Regions from separate parts of the Homo sapiens genome. Here region 1 is linked to region 2. A link is a contact called in ENCODE Hi-C or POLR2A ChIA-PET data. All regions are on one chromosome and are shown on one strand. Each heading gives the region's core, a stretch centred on a gene start or an enhancer-like site at or near the end of the contact. The rest is flanking DNA. Distances are from core to core; before and after follow the strand shown. Region 1 has its middle 110 kb from the start of RAD23B. Region 2 has its middle 69 kb from the start of RAD23B.

Region 1 (7,053 bases), core at 3,893-6,392, 41 kb before region 2:
GCACACTGCACCCTTGAATTCCTGGGCTCAAGTGGCCCTCCCACCTCAGCCTCTCAAGTAGCTAGGACTACAGGCACACGCCACCACACTCAGCTAATTTTTAAACATTTTGTAGAAAAGTGGTCTTGCTATGTTGCCCAGGCTGGTCTCAAACTTCTGGCCTCAAGCAAACCTCCCCTCTCAGTTTCCCAAAGTGCTGGGATTACAGGTGTGAGCCACCACACCCAGCTGAGATTTTTAAACATTACAAGACTAGTAATCTAAAAAAAATAAAGGAGAATGAAGGGAAGTAGAGTTCATACAGCACCCTCTGAGTTTAGCATGGAACCATCCAGGGACCGGAATAGATGATGAAGGCAGGAAGAGGTTGATGGTGGAACTAGTGTCATACTAGATGGTATCAAGCCTCGTTGCTGCCATTGTCTTGCTTTTCAAGATGTAGCTTGGGAGTCAGCTCTCTGGGGAAGCCTTCCCTTGCGTCCTCCAGTCTGACATGAGAACTTTCTTCCCATGTTCTGACAACACCTTGGTTTACCACCTCAAAGCCCTTACCACTCTGCGTTCTGATTACTAAAATTATTTCTGTCTGAATGTCCTCTAGCCCAGTGGTTCTGAACTGGGGGCAAGTTTGCCCCCTCAAGGGCTACTTCACAATGTCTGGAGGCATTTTGCTTGTCATAACTGGGTGAGGGGAGTTAGTGCTGATAACCATCTAACAGGACACAGGACAGCCCTCAACAGCAAAGAATTACCTAGCCAAACATGTTAATAGTGCTGAGTTTGAGAAACCTTGCTCTAGGTCAGCACTATTACTTTTGGTGACGATAGAAATGTTCTGTTATGTGTGCTGTCCAATACAGTAGCTGCTGACTGCCTGCAGCTACCATGCACTTCACAAGTGCAGATGAGGAGCTTTTTCTTTTTTTGAGACAGGGTCTCACTCTGTTGCCCAGGCTTGGAGTGCAGGGGTACGATCCCAGCCCCACTGCAGCCTCGACCTCCCAGGCTCAAGCGATCCTCCCAACTCAGCCTCCCAAGTAGCTGGGACTACAGGCACGTGCCACCATGCTTGACGTATTTTATTTTTATTTTTTGTAGAGATGGGGTCTCCCTGTGTAGCCCAGGCTCGTCTCAAACTTCTGGGCTCAAATAATCCTCCTGCCTCAGCCTCCCAGAGTGCTTTAATTTTTTTTATTTGTATTTAAGTTTAACTACAGTCATGTGTCACTTAACAATGACAACACATTATGAGAAATGCATCATTAGGTGATTTTTGTCATTGTGAGACCATCCTAGACTGTACTTAAACCTTGATAGTATAGCCTACTACACACTTAGACTATGCAGTGTAGCCTATCGCTACCAGGATACAAATCTGAGCAGCATATTACTGTACTGAACACTGTGAGCAACTGTAACACAATGGTAAGCATTTGTGCATCTGAACATATCTCAACCTAGAAAGGTACAGTAAAAATACAGTATCATCATCTTATGGAACCACTATCATATATGTGGTCCTTAACTGACGAAAACATCATTATGTGGAGTCTGACTGTCATTTGAATTTTTTTTTTTTTTTTCTGAAACAAGGTCTCGCTCTGTCACCCAGGCTGAAGTGCAGTGGCTTGATCTCGGCTCACTACAACCTCCACCTCCTGGGTTCAAGCAATTCTCCTACCTCAGCCTCCTGAGTAGCTGGGATTACAGGCACCTGCCACCATGCCTGGCTAAGTTTTGTATTTTTAGTAGAGACGAGGTTTCATCATGTTGGCCAGGCTGGTCTCAAACTCCTGACCTCAGGTGATCTGCCCGCCTCAGCCTCCCAAAGTGCTGGGATTACAGGCGTGAGCCACCACGCTTGGCCTTGTAATTTGAATTTAAATGAGCACTTGTGGCTAGTGGCTACAGTGCAGCTCAAGCCTCTCCTTTCTACTACTCCCAGAGGCCACTCCTGTCTCTCCGCAGCACTTGCTATAGCTACATTTTTACACTTGTGTGAGCATTTGATCGTTTATCCCCCTCAGTAGATTGGAAGTTTTCTGTGGGCAGGAAACATGCTAACTTGTTCACCTCTCTATTTTGTTTTTTGTTTTTTTCTTTTTTTCCGGGGGGTGGACTTTAGTCTTTATTTACAGGACACTGCGAGATATAAAATTCCACAAAGAAATAAGAAACCCATTCAGAGGACAAGCTTTATACGGTATTTACAGGTTGGAACTGTTCAAGTATAGTTTCAGTGTAAAAAGTGCTACAATACCAAACCATATTTAAAAAGAGTTCTTTGTAGAGAAACAGTACTTATACAAACATAGTAGAGAAACAAACTTATACCAAACATAGTACACAACAAATTTATGCCTCAGCTATGTGATCTACAAGTTAAAAGTTCCCAGGAGTCCCATCCTGAACTTGGAAGGTATAGCCTTCAGAGGTAGTTTCTGGCACCATGTTTTCATCTTCCTCTTCCTCTACAGAGAAATACTTAATTAAGCTTAACAAAGCCTTATACACACTCATTTTCATGATTTTGGAGAGCTTCAATTTTGTCTAAGCCTCCACATTCTTCAATCATTATACTAAGTTTCTCAGTTTCACCTAGTTTCTCAGCAGCCTGAAAGATACTTGAAATGGCATCCAGGATAACCAGAATAACCTTGGTATCTTTACAGTTAAGAAGTTCATCAATGGTTCTATTATGCCACAATGAATGAGCTACACAATCTGTTCAACTGTTTCGCCACTGGTATAGTTGGTCACGGCCCATACAGCTTCCTTTTGTGTCTTAAGATCTGACTTAGAACATTGGCAAGGAATAGGACTAATCCATGATTCACAACTTGCTGTATCTGGTCCTGACGGCCAGCTGTGATGTTTGACATTGTCCACATAGCTTCCTTCCAAGTGTTAGTTTTGGGGTCGGTGAGCAGGCTGGGAAAGACAGCAAGTGCCTCTGCATCGATCACAACCTGAGTCTGTTCACCTGTACCAGTGACAATATTCCCTATGGCTCTTAGTGCAGGAGTCACAATTGGCAATTCAGAAGCTCCTAGAAGCTTCACAAGTTGGGGCACAACTCCTGTTTCCATGACAATGTCAATTCATTCATTTGGACCATCAGTCAGGTAGGAAATAGCCCAGCAGGCATCTGCTAATAGTTCTGGATCATCATGATGCAGGAGCCGAACTCAGATAGGAAGAATTTCCTCAACAGCATCTAACCGGGGTGCAGGATTCTTGTTGCAGCAAAGATTTGAAAGTGTCCAGGTAAGATTACATAAGTAACCACATGCTAAAGATGACATATCAGGAACTGCAAGAAGAGCCAACAGTGGGTCAACGGCACTGTACTTAGTAATCAAGTCTCGGAAAACTGAGCTATATCACCTGCAATGTTTCCTGGAGCCGATACAACTTGTTCACTGATGTGAGCATGGGGAGATGCCAACAGAGAAATGAATGCTAGGATGGCACCTCCATCTACCACAACCTTGGCTTGTTCTGATTCCCAGAAGCAATGTTAGTGAGCATCCAGGCAGATTCAAACTGAATGGGACTACAATCAGTTCTGCCTAAGAAAGACACAAATTTTGGAATCAAACCAGCCCAGATTAAGTTGTCTTTGTGGGGCGGGGGGTGGTGGGGGGCGGGGGCGGGGCTGTTTTCCTCTAGAAAGTAGTTTCCTGGCAGCTTGAGTAGCTTGGAGCTAACTTTCCACATTGTTGCTATTTATGCCTTTGACAATGTCATCAACACACTAATTTACAGTGCCCTGATTGTTGTGGTTTTTCTGCAGCGGACAAGTAGCATCATCAGGAAATGAGCTTACATTTCTCCTCTTCAGCATCTGGTCATTCTTAGCTTTCCCCAGCTCCACATTGACTTCTATTCTGTGACACCTCATTTCTGTACTGTCTTTTCCCTTGTTCTTGAATCTGTTAAGTCGGGCAGCTGGCTTCACCTTTCTATTTCAGATGCCTAGTACAGGGCCTAGTACTAGATAGGTTCTCAGTATACATGTGTGAAATGAAAGCATAGCCAAAGGATGAATGGCAAGCCAGGGAGTATGTTAGTGAGAGTTCTCCAGAGAAACAGAAGAAATGGGATATTTTACATATACATATATGCACATAATATACGTATTTTATATATACTATACATATTTATATATATTACACACACACACACACACAAAGGGATTTATTTTAAGGAATTGGCCATGTGATTGTAGAGGCCGAGAAACCTCCAGATCTGCGGGGTGAGTTACCAAACTAGCAATGCGAGAGAGCTGATGGTGAGCTTCTAGGGGGAAGACTGACAGGCTTGGGACCCAGACAGAGCCATTGTGCAGTTTGAAGAAAGTACTTAGGTAGGAAGAAGTCTCTTTTACTTGGAGGAAGGAGAGCCTTTTGTTCTATTCAGGCCTTCAACTGATTGGATGAGGTCCATCCACATTAGGGAGGGCCACATCTGCTTGACTGAGTCTACAGATTTAAATGCTAATCTCATCCAAAAACACACTCTGAATAATGCTTGACAAAAGCACCCTGAATAATGTTTGACCAAATATCTGGGCACACCACGGCCCAGACAAGTTGACACAAAACTGACCATCACAGGGGGTGACAATTTTTCTTGCTGAGTTTGTGTTTAGGTAAAACTTTACTATAATTAGGCAAATAGTTTAAAGTTTTTTTTTCAAAGGACTTAGGGACCCTAAATTTGGGTGGGCTTAGCCCTGATCTCTTTCCCTGAAAGAGACAGGAAGGAGCAAAGAAACAGTGTAAATCTATCAACCCTGGTTCAGCCCGTGGTGTTCCTCATGGGACACTGAATTCCACAGTGGCTGCTGGGGTGATGGGCTGCCATGACCTACTCAGGTATAAAGTGGGAGTGAGAAGATCACCAGGGGCTGGGGACCATGTCCTTAAAATTCTGGACCATGAAACTCTTGGTCCCTGGTCATTTCTAGATATGGTCATTGCTAACCCTCAAATTGTTGTTTTGCATAAAAGCGAATGTGTTTTCATAAACAAGAGGGTTTGCTATTTCAAAAACTCAAAGACTCTGCCCTTCTAGCTCAGAAAGCTACCATCCTAAGTCCACCTCTGATGCTCATGCTCTTTATGCATGAGACCAAAGGACTGTGGCACACTCCTGCCACCTGGTGGCAACATATGAAAAGTCATGCAAAGGCTTAACCCTGAGGTTCTGATTTGGCCAAAACACAAGACAGAAAGAGCATGCTTGGAGACTTGCATTAGTGCAACAAAATTATAAGTTAATAGGACCATAAACCTGGAAAGAAAAGTAGTGATTACTGAGTTCAACTATCTCAGTTTCCAGATGAGGAAACTAAGGTTTAAAAATACTTTGTGACTCACTTAAAGATATTTCAGAGCCATGGCCTCATCTTCTCCCATCAAGTGCAATTTCTCCTTTAATCCACCTCTTTAAAAAATTTCCATACTTAGGGCAACTGAAGGCTTGATTAATTGGCAGAATGGTGAGCAATTAAATACAATTGTAAAATAAACCAAAGGGACTAATTTCTATTACGACTCCTGTTTTGTAATGAGCAAAGGTCTTTGTACATACACTTGCTCAGAAGTGACAGTTCTGCCAGAGATGGTTTGCAATGAACTTGCTCTTTCAGTTTGAACAGAGATAGACGTGCATCAGCAAAACCAAGTAAGTGATCACTCCTCTCTATAGGAATAGGATATCACCTTTTCATTTTCATGGATCAAATATGGACTAAATGTTGCTATGTTTTGCTAGCCGCTGTGCTAAGTGCTGGGAATACAATGAGGAGAAAACCAGAAGAGGTTTTTGCTTTCATGGAGCTCACAGTCTGATAGGGAAGACAGATGAGTTAAAATGCAACTACAGTTATGCATCACATAAGGACATTTGAGTCAGTGAGGGACTACGTATACAACAATGGTCCCATAAGATGATAATGGAGCTGAAAAAATCCTATCTAGTGATGGCATAGCTGTTGTAATGTCATTACACAAACGTTTGTGGTGATGTTGCTGTAAACAAATCTACCGTGCTGCCAGTCATATAAAAATGTACAGTAGCCGGGCGCCCTGGCTCACGCCTATAATCCCAGCACATTGGGAGGCCAAGGTGGGTGGATCCCTTGAGGCCAGAAGTTCGAGACCAGCCTGGCCAACATGGTGAAACCCCATCTCTACTAAAAATACAAAAATTTTCCAGGAGTGGTGGTGTACACCTGTAGTCCCGGCTACTCAGGAGGCTGAGGCACAAGAATCGCTTGAACCCGAGGGGGCAAAAATTGCAGTGAGCCGAGATTGTGCCACTGCACCGCAGCCTGGGCAACAGAGTGAGACTCTGTCTCAATAACAACAACAACAAAAGTATGGTAATATCCTAGGCTTTCACACTCACTCACCACTGACTCACCCAGAGTTGCAACTTCCAGTCCTGCAAACTTTATTTGTGGTAAGTTCCCTATACAGCTATACCATTTTTTATTTTTTATACCACATTTTTACTATACCTTTTCTATGCTTAGATAAGTTAGATGCATACATACTTACCATTGTGTTACAGTTACCTACAGTGTTCAGTACAGTAACATGCTATACAGGTTTGCAGCCTAGGAGCACTAGGCTAAACCATGTAGCCTAGGTGTATAGTAGGCTGTATCGTCTAGGTTTGTGTAAGTACACTCTAGGAAGTTTGCACAACAATGAAATCACATAATGACACATTTCTCAGAACGTGTCCCTGTGGTAAAACTATGCATGACTGTGCTGTGCAAGGTGGTAATGAAAACACTGTATGTGGGACTAGGGATAAGAGTTGAGCTAGGACTGGAGAAGACAGCTGTCAACAGAAACAGAATCAACCATAGTCCCTGGTACTAGACAGGGAGCAGTGTCTGATGGAGCCAAATTCCAAATGTGGTTGATTGTTCAGAAGTGACAATTCTGCCAGAGATGGTTTGCAATGAACTTGCACTTTCAATTTGAAACAGAGATGGATGTGCATCAGCAAAATCAAGGAAGTGATCACTCCTCT
Region 2 (6,517 bases), core at 1,048-3,547:
AGGTTATCATTTACAGCAGATTTCTCCTTTCGCTGACTGGCTTTGATCAGGGTTCCAATGGATGGCTAGCAAGAGCTAATTACAATCCCAACTAATTCACTGTGTCAGTTGTTATTCATTAACAAATTATGTTCCTGACAAACTGCTCTAGTGTGGTACCCTAAGTACTGTAATTAAAATCTTAGAAAGTTGCCTGTGGGCCTAATTGATTTCCTTAATGTATTACTCAGACTAAACATTCCATTATTTTGTGTCTTGATGTTTATGAAGGGGCGGAACTGCTGCTGCCACCCAGGCGGCAGATAGATCCATCTCTGGGTTAATGGGGGAGCTTTTCTGCTCTTGGGTCCTACTCAGTTCCCCAGCAGCACTGCCCAGGCATTCAAATGACAGTGGCGTTTCTCTCCTCCAGAAGTGTTTACATAGAAAGGGATGGAGGGCAATTGGAATTACGTCTATAATTTGTATTTCCTTCTTGGGTTCCCAAGCTTTCAAAATTTATGATGACTCTTTAGCGTTGCTTCCCGAGGCTGTAATGATCCCATATCCTATAGCTCCCCGTTTACCACTGAGCACCATGAGGCAGAACAGGAGACGGAGCTGGGGTCAGTATCTAAAAATGTCTGTGCTTCGTCCAAAGCCGTGTGTGATGCAGACAAATCCAAGTGTATTTGGCAAATGTGGAATGTTATGAACAGCCAATATGTATACTGCAGTTCACTGAATTGGACTACGTTTATTCATTCATTCATGTATTCAACAGCCTCTGAATAAGCACCTAGCACGGGCCAGGCCCAATGCTAGGTTTAAAACACAAATAGAAAACAATCAAAATAAGCACAAACGTAATAACAGCAAACAGTCATGTATTGTAAGCCAGGCACTGTTCTAAGTGCTTTAAATATATCCACTCCTTTTATTTTTGCTTATTTCCTTTGAAGAAAGTACTCCTATTATCCCTATTTTACAAATAAGAAAACTGAAGCAAAGGGAATTTAAGGAACTTGCCTAAGGTCACACAGCCAGGATTCAGGTCCAAACAGTCTGGCTCTGAGTCCTCGCTTGAACTACTATGCTATACCGCCTCCCTTCAGTATTATAATAATAATAGCTGGTGAGTATTCATGAGTAAATCCTCATGAATAATTTTATACTCACAAACTCACAAAAAACCTAATGAGGGCTAGGCATGGTGGTTCACACCTGTAATCCCAACACTTTGGGAGGCCAAAGCAGGAGGATCGCTTGAGCCTAGCAGTTCGAGACCAGCCTGGGCAATATAGTGAGACTATGTCTCTACCAAAAAAAAAAAACATTAACCAGGCATGGTGACATGGGTCTGTAGTCCAGTTACTTGGGAGCCTGAGGCAGGAGGATTGCTTGAGCCTGGGACATAGAGGCGGCAGTGAGCCGTGATTTCACCACTGCACTCTAGATTGGGCAACAGCGTAAGATCTTGTCTCAAAAAAACAAACAAACAAAGCCTAATGAGATAGGTCTTTATCCCCATTTCACAATTGAGGAAACTGAGGCACAGAAAGGTTGCTGAACTGCCCCCAAAGTCTTGGGTTGTAAGTGGCAGAGTCAGGATTTGATCCCAGGTCTGGAACCTAACATTTCAATCTCCACGCATCCTATGTAGAACTAGCAGAGATCTGAGAAATCAAATAGGGATTTGGGGCCAGCACCATCCAACCAATTTAAATAATCAAACTCCGGGTATCCCTGCCCTAGATCTCCAGCAAATGAAGCTACGGCCCAGGTGGAAAGTGTAGAGCTGGAATGTGAAGCTGTGGGCTGCCCTCCGCCTCTGCATTAGAGTATCTCTTACACAGCCCTAGTTCTCTGAAGTTCCTTCCTGTGCCCTCTGCCCTACTCACCTTCACTCAGCATCCAACACAATGCGGGTGGATCACATGTGTCCAAAGATAAACTTAGCAGGCTCACTATACATTGCATGATATGCTACATACTGTATGTTAAACTAAAATGTGCTTCATTTGGGAACACCCCTTTTTTTATGAGTGTACATCAAAAATGCAAACTATGAAAGGCAAATATTTCTTACGGTTTCGTAATTCTTAACAAAAAAAGAAAAAGAAATGCTAGCTATGAGGTCTTTTGGAAGAATTGGGCTATTTTGTTTGCTAGAATAGGAGACAGGGCTTTTTCAATAGGTTATTTCTCACGCTGCATGGATGCGTTAAGCGAGGGCTCTCACCTTCTAGTGGCTGCCCCAAGAACGATGTGGTTCATTAGTGTGTTCAAGCCCTTTCCTTGGTTCTGGTACTTTACATGAGTCAACACCATTACCCTCTGAGTCATTTCCTGTAACCCTGGTTCACAGGCTTCCACATCACAAGTTGTGTTATTTCTGCTTCTCTTCAACAAGTGCCGTTGCATACACCCAATCCAGGCCCCTCCAAATCACTTTTCTCCTAGATTTCTGCCCCAGGCATCACAAATTCCTTTCCCTCTGGTTTCTGAGAATGATCTTACTATGCACCATCTTTAGTGAGCTCCTTTCAATAGTTTCCACTCGTGGTTAAGCACTTTCTCCCCTCAGCTAAACCAACTGTGTATCCTTCCATTGAAATGTCCCACTAGTAGAACAAACTGGCTTTTCATTCATCACTCTCAACACATGATGTTCTTAAATTGTTTTTTAAAATGCATGTGTGGCCGGGTGCGGTGGCTCATGCCTGTAATCCCAGCACTTTGGGAGGCCGAGGTGGGCAGATCACCTGAGGTCAGGAGTTCGAGACCAGCCTGTCCAACATGGCAAAACCCTGTCTCTACTAAAAATGAAAAAATTAGCCAGGCGTGATGGTGGGTGCCTGTAGTCCCAGCCACTCAGGAGGCTGAGGTAGAAGAATCATTTGAACCTGGGAGGCAGAGGTCGCAGTGAGCCGAGATCACGCCATTGCACTCCAGCCTGGGCAACACAGTGAGACTCTGTCTCAAAAATAAATAAATAAATAAAATTAAAATGCGTGTTTGTGTGTTAGCAGTCAATACCACAAATTTTTATTCATATTACTAAGCAAAAACTAGATTTAAGAAAACTAGATTTAAGTTTAAAATATCGTGTAGATATATTCATCCCAGCAAATTCCATTGTCAATTCTTATGTAGGACTTTGTAGCATTGATGACTTGGCTAATAAAAATGCTGTCGGAAGTTAAGAACTACTTCTGGGCTAGTGCTCCCTTTCAATAAGAGTTCTTAAAAACACTTGACCAAACTAGGGAACTTGGTTATGCATTACAGATTTTTCTCTCTACACAAGCCACCATTTTTAAGCAAAGAAGGAGTCAGTGCAATTGTCAGAAAAGTGTCAACCATTCTCTCCAATTTATTTGATATAAAAAAAATCTGGTTTAGGATATGTATTCAGAATACAGACTATTTGTGAGGCATGATGCTGGTACCTGGTAAAGACAGGATTTCTTTCTTTTTTGTTTGTTTGTTTTTTACTGAAATGGCCATTGGGATGTTGCTCAGAGTTTTTTAGTGTGGGGAGGCTGAGAGGCTCTCAGGCTCTTTGGAATGAACTTATTTTTGGAAAATTACCAAGATTGATCACATAGTTACATAAGTATAAAGCAAGTACCCATTTCTTGTCCTTGGCGACAGCAGTGAAGTCACCATAAATCTGAATGCTGATGGTGCAGATTAAGATGCCAACTCTTTTGGCCAGTGATGTAAGTACGTATCTTTAGCCAGGACCATGCCCTTGAAGAGGGGGAGAAATGTTTTGCCCAAATGTGAATCTAGGGCATTGGTATTTAAGTGGTATTTGAAGAGTAAATGATAACAACCTTGTGGAATGTACTTTCAACAATTTGGGTACTTTCAACTTTTTTTGAAGCACAGTTTTTAAAGACTTTTTAAAAGATATTTTACATTTTACATTGTATTCCAGTAAACACACGCAACAAATATCTTAACAGTAACAAAATTTCATTAAGCAATACTTATCTTTATTATATGTAATGCTTTCTGCTATGTCTATATATTCCTATTTCATTGTTTTTAATGTTGGTCATGTCCCATTTAATTGATACTACAACCTGTTAATGGTTCGTAATTTGTAGTTTGTAAAACACTGAACTATTGTGATTGCTTTATCTGGATCCAGTGGTCAACCACATTCTGTGAAGGGGAGTGGTTAAGAAATGAGTAAGCCTTCCACTGAGCAGAGGAGCACCTTCTCCAGTCTGTGGAGTCCAGGAGGTTTGGGGCCTTAGACTTTAAGGTTTGAGGACCTGTAGTGATGACAGCAAGGTACTATAAAATACTTCAACATAGACAGTGAGATACTACATATGTGCCAGTTAGTTGCAGCTTTAATTAGGAGCGGCCAGGGGTGGTCAGCTGGCACTTTCACCTTGAGTCCGCCCACCAGTGCTTCTGTTGTCTGCATCTCAATCAATAGTCAAAGCTTCACCATTGAATAACTTACACACTGAATATCAAAAATGGGTTTTTATTGGCCGGGTGTGGTGGCTCACACCTGTAATCCCAGCACTTTGGGAGGCCAAGGTGGGCAGATCATGAGGTCAAGAGATCGACACCACCCCGGCCAACACGGTGAAACCCCGTCTCTACTAAAAATACAAAAATTAGCTGGGCGTGGTGGCACGCACCTGTAGTCCCAGCTACTCAGGAGGCTGAGGCAGTAGAATCATTTGAACCCAGGAGGTGGAGGTTGCAGTGAGCCGAGATCACGCTATTGCACTCCAGCCTGGTGACAGAGCGAGACTCTGTCTCAAAAAAAAAAAAAAAAGGAAGGGGGTTATGCAACATCGTGTTCTATTGATTCACTTAACCAATTTCAGAAATGATCTTTTGTTGGTAACATTAGAAGAATTCTTAATGTGTGGACTGGCTAAAATATCTCTACCCCCATCTAATCAGAGTATTAGAATCCAGGGAATCTGGTAGCCTACTACTCTGGGAGACTTGATTGCTAAAAGGCTCTATGTGCAGCCATCGGTGTGTAGCCATCGATGTGGAATATCCTTGCTATCTGATGTTGACTATAAGGGTAACAGAATCCTGCCTCTGAAGTATTGGCTTTTGTCTCCAGTGAACAGAAGTTCACGCGAGGTGTTCATCAGAGCATGTAAAAGGCCAGACAGGGGCTATGACTTCATCAAGCCTCCAGAATAGGTCATATGAGCCATTTTGTGCTCACTTTCTAGTGAATGTGTGTTTAGCAAATGCCTGCTTGTGTAGCAGAATTTGGTCTGAGAATTGCTTTCATTGTAACCCAGTAGTGAGGTTGTGTGGGAATGGCAAACTGTTACCCCCCCCCTCAAACTTTGGGTGGTTTGTGTTATCTTAAAAAAAAATAATAAAACCTAAGAGCTGTGATTATCAAATTGATTATATTCAGTTCATAGGCCCCTTCCTCACTCGCAGATATGTGTGGAGAGTGAAGGATGCTGGAGAAGCAGATAACTTGGGGAATGAATGGTTGATAAACATGCCCAACAGCACAGGTGTGTGGGGCATGGGAACGATCCCTGGATTCCCAGAATTCAATTGTGGAGGAAAACTCAACAGAGGAAGGGTGTTCAAAGGATGGGGGCTCAGGGCCATATTACTCTAGATTGTAAAAGGAAATATGACCTTATTTGGTAGTCAAAGGCTGGTGAGGACTGGAAATCCACAGGTCATATTTGAAATCACAGTCTACAACAAGAAGGCTTTTGTTGGCATTCCACTCCATATAAACATTAACATTTAAGTTATGAAGTAGACTTTCTCAGGGTAATATTGTAGAGGAAAATGTGGAGAGACTCCATGTGTTCCTGAGATGCACCCACTGCTGTGTCCCAGGCCTTTCTGACAAGTCAAACAAAGGGAAAAGCCCTAATGGAATAACCATTGAGGAAGGGGCTATCTGCATTTTGGGACTATTTGGAAGGAAGCTAGTAGAGAAGGCTTGAGAAGTGTCTGGGAGAGATGAAGATGGGAGGAAGAGCTTGAGATCTGTGTTGCCTATCGCTCCCTGGCCCAGCTCCATGAACTAGGTCTGATCTGTCTGGGCCATAGGCAAAATCAAAAGGAGACACTAGGATGTTGCACACCGTGCATTGGGCCTCAGAAACTAAGTATAACACCAAAGGGGAGAGGAAATTTTCTTTTATTGCTGTATGGATCCAACACAGAGAAAATCCAAGAGATTGCAGAGCCATGTAGGAGCTAGAGAGTCAGGGTCTACATCCTGGGTATCACCTGGAGAGTGCAGACTCAGCACAGGCATCAGCATTGTCACCCAAGACATCAGTGACAGTACTGAGGCACAACTGCCGAGGGGCGTTCAGTGGACATTGACCGTGTAAGCCAGAGAGGAAGAACTTAAGATTAGGGTCATGCAGTTCGGAGCAAGAGCCAAGAAATTTTCATCTTTACCCTCAGTGTGCCTCCGTTGTACCTAAATATACAGGTAAGACTTGAGGAAATTTGAATTATATTGGAGAATCTTATTGGAATTATGATGATTTTG

The links. Hi-C counts contacts between places; a loop is a spot of excess contacts on that map. ChIA-PET counts read pairs that join two places held with the same protein, here RNA polymerase II (POLR2A). Pooled maps may share reads with other maps.
Region 1: a map of natural killer cell shows a loop between it and region 2 (10-fold over the local background). The contact joins two enhancer-like sites. A Hi-C loop is called at or near these places in 2 of 168 maps with a recorded cell type or tissue (GM12878 and natural killer cell), 8 of 37 single-sample maps with no recorded cell type and 15 of 50 pooled maps. POLR2A ChIA-PET finds 5 or more read pairs at or near these places in 2 of 52 experiments (GM12878 and RWPE1).

The regions. Positions count from the first base shown.
Region 1 is chr9:107,167,194-107,174,246 of GRCh38, forward strand. It overlaps the pseudogene LOC644661. Among named protein-coding and RNA genes, the nearest start is that of RAD23B, 110 kb to the right of the region's middle. Within about 2 kb of position 5,143, at least 2 of the 41 ENCODE cell types and tissues checked have a DNase peak (open chromatin) inside an H3K27ac peak, as active enhancers do.
Region 2 is chr9:107,211,399-107,217,915 of GRCh38, forward strand. No RefSeq gene overlaps it. Among named protein-coding and RNA genes, the nearest start is that of RAD23B, 69 kb to the right of the region's middle. Within about 2 kb of position 2,298, at least 7 of the 41 ENCODE cell types and tissues checked have a DNase peak (open chromatin) inside an H3K27ac peak, as active enhancers do.